2 separate regions of the Mus musculus genome follow, and region 1 is linked to region 2. The links are chromatin loops, found by intact Hi-C in ENCODE. Cell type or tissue: gastrocnemius. All regions are shown on one strand. Region 1 holds the start of Grid1 (glutamate receptor, ionotropic, delta 1). Region 2 overlaps Grid1 (glutamate receptor, ionotropic, delta 1).

Region 1 (2,500 bases), 290 kb before region 2:
TGAGACTTTAGTTCCCACTTCCCTACAACTTTTCAGCTAGGGAATGCTGCAACTTCGCAGGGCTGAAAAACTGGAGAGGCGGGGATTTTGGATCAGCTGGATAGGCACTTCCCCCCTCCTACCGCAGGGTCCTGTGGTGGTACCTTTCTTGAAAAGGTAAGTTGTGTAGGGCCGCACTTAGTCCTGCAGCCCAGCCTCCCTCCCACCCACGGGAGGGAGGCTTTTTCTCTCTTCCGCGCTCACCATGTCCCCTCATCATAGAACAGTGCTCTTTGATGTCGCATAGCCCCATTACCCCTCTGGTCAGCTGAGACACTGCCTAACAACAGCTTCCAGGACCCTTCTGGCCTCTCTGCACAGACTCCTCGCCAACCCTTTAAAAGCTGAATTTGCCAGTGACAACTCAGTGGCTGGCAGCTTCACACACACACAAATGCACGTTCCCCACACAGTTCTTTCTTCTCTTCCTGTTTTGGCTCACTAGCAGCACCAAATGCCTGCAAGCTTCTCCTCCCTAAGTAGCCTTTGGAAACTATCTTCTTCTTTCAGAATCCATAGCTGCCTTTCTCCCTTAGGCTGGGCCAGAGCCCAGGCCCAAAGCTCCTCAACTGTCCTCTCCACATTTTTTAATGACCTGTATGGCCGTCTACCTTTCCTACGGTGCTGGGAGCTCTAGGCAAAGCTGAGCCTATCTTGGTTCTTTGAACCCAGTGCTCATCCTGGCGCCCAGTTCTGCCAGACTCAGCTGGACCCGGTTTCCGAAGGAATCAGAATCCTGGAGGGCTCAACTGTTTCCCTGAAATCTTAGGTGTGTTAAGTGGAGCCTCGTCCAACTAGGACCTGGGTGAGAGAATTGAGACCGGATTGCGACCTCGCCCCCCCCCCCCCATCTCTCAGCAGCTTCACGGGGGTGGTCAGCCAGAGTCAGGGAACCCGGAGGCGGCGGGAGCCCCGCTCTGCTTCCGCGGCTGGGAGCGAGCTTTCCTCCCGGGCTCGCTCTAGAAGGCTTCGTACAGGTCGCTGTCTGAGAGCGCCGGCCGCTTGGAAGGCTCCTCACGTCCAGGCGCCGCGGTCACGGCTGCGCCGGTTTCCGGCCATGAATTGGGCTTCAGAGTCTGAGCCTCCTGCCCGACTCCGGGCTCAGTGCACCGCCCCGGGGGCGGGGGATGGACGCCCGCCGAAATCTACCCGGACAGCCAGGGTTCGAGCCCGCCGCCCGCCCGCTAAGCATCCCGATGCCTCCTGGCTCGGTGCCCCGGTCTGTAGTCTCTTTGCAGGCTGCATGAGTCGGGGGTCGGGTTCCGAGACCCCCTGATCCGTTCTGGTCAGGGACAGGACTGCAAAATCTCGGCTGAAGTCCCCCAGCGCCAGCGAGTTCCGAGTTCCCCCTCCCCGAGGGTAGTCGATGGCTGTGCCTACTCCGTTTCTCCAGCGAACCCAGAGGCCGGGCCCACACGGCCAAGCCTAGGCTCGCCGCAGACAGACCAAGTCCCCACCGTGGTGCCGTCCTCGTAGCATCCCCCGGCCGGGAGCGCGGAGCACCGGGCGCCCCCTCCGAGCGGGCGAGCGGCGCGCGGCTAGGCTAAGGCTCCGCAGTCACGTGGTGGAGAGGAGGGCGGAGGGGAGGGAGGCGGGCGGGAGGGGAGGGGGAGCGCCGCCGAGGGGGAGGGGGAGGGGAGGGGGCGTCCTCCGCAGTTCGCTCCTCGCCTGGGCTCAGACACATAGCCAGCCCGGAGCCGCCGCGCGGGCCGGGCCGCCGCCGCCTCTGCCTCTGCCGCCCCCAGAGCCGCTCGAGCCGCTGGAAGCGCCGCCGCCACAGCCGCGGGCCGCCCCCGCCGCGCCGGCCTGGGCTCGGGCTGCGAGCGCCGCCGCAACCGCAACCAGAGCCGGCGCGGGAGCCCGAGAGCGCTGGGCTGGGCTGGGCTGGGTTGGGGCGGGCGCAGGGCGCAGGGGCGGGAGCGCGGGGGAAGACGCACGGGCGGGCTCGGCTCTCCCGGGGAGCGGCCCGGGACTGCACCGGGACCGGCGCCTCCCCGCTCCGCGCTGCCCTCGGCCTCGCCCCGGGCCCGGGCGGATGAGCCGCGCGCCGGGGGGACATGGAAGCGTTGACGCTGTGGCTTCTTCCCTGGATATGCCAGTGCGTTACGGTGCGGGCCGACTCCATCATCCACATCGGTGAGCTGGGAGAGCAGACGGACCGAGGCTGGGCGGGGGCCACCTAATAGAGCCGATGATGCGCGGAGTCCAAACTTAGCGGCTCCCCGGGCCGAGGGGCTCGGCAGTCGGTGTTCCCCCGAAGGCCCGCGCCGCCCCGCGGAGGAGCTGTGCTCTGGCCGCTCGGCGCTCCTGCGGGCACCTCGCTACTCCCCGGGGCTCCTGTCAGTGCGCGGGGCCCCGCGGCCTCTGCCGACACTTAGGGCCGCGGCTGCGGGGAACCTGGGATAGACCCTTGTCGAGATGCGTGCCCCTGGCGGGGCTGTCCGCGGGCTGGACCCCTCGT
Region 2 (2,500 bases):
GGGTACCCATTTGGGTCCCTGCCTGCCAGGTACCCCAGACCTAAACCTCCATTCTTCCAGTCTCCTTATCAGTTCTGCTGTGTCATACCTTTGGTTACCCAGTGACGTTCTCCTATCTGCTCTAGGTAATGACCTTTCATGCTCATTTCCTGTAGTCTAAGAAAGCAGCTGTAGTGGTAATGAGCACCCCGTGAGGTCCTCGAGTCTAGACTAGGCCTAAAGACAGGGTGCAGTTGTCTCATGGATTTCTTTGTGGTCCATGCACTCTTTATTAAAGTTAGATCCTAGCCAGGAGGTCCGCTTGTACAAAACAGCAAAGTAGAGGTACTTTGGCTGTTACTGGGACATCTTTGTCTTTGTCTACCACTGCCTTCCTGCCTGCGTTTATGTATGTGTGTGTGTGCTCCCATGCACATGTGTGTGTACTTACAGGGGTAGGAGGGCGTGGAACAGAACTTCTGCGCTTCTGACTTTAGCTCTTCCCCATGCCTCTTGCTCTCAGCATTCTTCGAGGAAGGTCTCCTGGATTCCCCATCGTGGTTTGGAACTTATTAAAGTAGAGAATTTAGACAAGTTGTCCAGTCAGGCAGCTCTCCCAGACTCCAGTCAACTAACCTGAGTCTTTGCTTTTCCATTTTTTCTTTGTTATAAGCCCTACTTATTATTACATGGGCAATACATATTCACTAGAAAAATGAGAAAGTGTGAATATGTAAAAAGAATAAAAGTTGTTGACGACATCCCTCCTAGAGATAGCTGCAGTGAATATGTTAGTGTGTATCTCTACAGCTGAGAGCAAACATCTTTTGATATCATTAAATATTTTACAGCATTAATTAGATGCCTGCTTGGCATTGCATTATATGGAAGGCCATGGTTTATTTAATTACTCATTTAGTTTTGAACATTTGTGTTGGGGTTCATCTGTGCCACTCAGTCTTTGGATATATTTGTAATGATTTCCTTACAAGAGATTTCTAGTACGAAGGGCATTCATTGCCTATTAAAATGCTTTGAATTATGGAATAGATGTATATATGCACATGGGAGTTTTATATAATTTATATAAATAGTTCAAACACATTATGGGACCGACTTATAGACTTTATTCCTTCACAGTCTCTGTCATCTGCCACTGTTCTTTGTTTTAGCTCCAAAGAGTCTTACCCTCCCATCTACAACTGTCCTTCCTTCCATGTTCTCTACAGCCTCTACATTCCATGGAGTTCTATAGTTTTCTCTAGGTTTTGTAATCTCTAGGGTTTGTTACATTGATATTTATTTTTGTCTTTAGCATATTCATTTAATTTATAATCATGAGTTAATATGTTAAAAATTAGCAGGCTAAAATGTATAGACAGTCTCCAAGCACTAATCTGTTTTGCATCTTCCAAAGTATTCATTTTGGAATGCCTAGATTTTTTTAAAAAATAAGTAAATGTATGTTCTTTGACCTTTTAATGCTAATGAGGGCATGCTACACATCCCACTGACCTAGGTAGCTACTACTGTGATAAAATCCTATAACCAAAATCAACGTGGGGTGGAAAGAGTTTGCTTGGCTTACATGTCTGATCATATAATCTGTCACGGAGGGAAGTCAGGGCAGGAACTCCAGCAAGAGCAGAAATGGGAGCCATTGAGCAAAGCTGCTCCATGGCTTGCTTTCCATGGCGTCCTCAGCCTGCTTTTTTATGTAACCTAGGATCACCTGCCCAGAGGTGGCACCACCCACAGTAGGCTAGGCCCTCCCACATCAATCATTAATCAAGAAAATGGCTCACAGACATGCACACTACAATCTGGTGGAGGCAATTCTTCAACTGGGGCCCTTCCCAGGTAGGTGTAGGTGTATGTGAAGTTATTGAAACCAACAGCATATCTACTCACTCTGCATTTTGCCTTTTCACTCTGAAACATGCTTACAGATCTCTCTAGATTAGTGTGTGAAGCATTTGTCCAGCCTTTTCATCAGCTACAGATTATTTGATTGCATAGTTGTGCCATAATCTTTTAAACCGGCTCTCTCATGGCAACATTTAGATTCCATCCAGTATTTTGCTTTAAAAAAATGAGGTGCAGAGAATAACCTTGCAATTAGGTCAGTTAGCTTGCAGTTTTCAAAGTATATCCATAGGATGAATTTCTAAAAATGGAATTGCAGAGTAGAGGGATTTTTGCATTGGTAACTTTGATAGATGCTGCAAAATTCCTTTCCAAAATGGCTGTGCTAGCTTTACTCCAACCTACTGTGTGTAAATGTGACTGTTTTTCCATAGCTTTGTCAACAGAATCTATTATCCAACTTAAGGACTTTTGCCAATCAAATGCATGAAAATAGCAGGGAAGCATAGATTCAATTTGAGTCTGTCTTCTGAGTGACACGAAGCGCCGTTGCAGATGATCAAGGAGTTAGTTGTGTTTCATTTTCTGTTGGCCGTATGTTCCTGCACTCTGCCTGCTTTTCTGTTAATTTCCCAGAGATCTGTGAAGTAGGGAT

The links. Peaks named below come from ENCODE experiments on the same cell type or tissue, not always from the same donor. Only the 100,000 strongest peaks of a DNase experiment are listed, where the experiment ranks them.
Region 1: it touches region 2 in a loop (5-fold over the local background); 15 of 42 quality-filtered maps call a loop at or near these places.

What each region holds. Positions count from the first base shown.
Region 1 is chr14:34,818,132-34,820,631 of GRCm38, forward strand. Grid1 (glutamate receptor, ionotropic, delta 1) reads left to right here and starts at 2,005. Exons shown (of 16, transcript NM_008166.2): 1 at 2,005-2,175. The coding sequence starts at 2,097. In gastrocnemius, no CTCF peak of the experiment used is centred here; DNase peaks (open chromatin) are centred at 1,253, 1,572 and 2,184; H3K4me3 peaks cover 1,469 bases.
Region 2 is chr14:35,106,062-35,108,561 of GRCm38, forward strand. All of the region lies in intron 4 of Grid1 (glutamate receptor, ionotropic, delta 1), which reads left to right. Among named protein-coding and RNA genes, the nearest start is that of Gm41133, 26 kb to the right of the region's middle. In gastrocnemius, no CTCF peak of the experiment used is centred here; no DNase peak of the experiment used is centred here.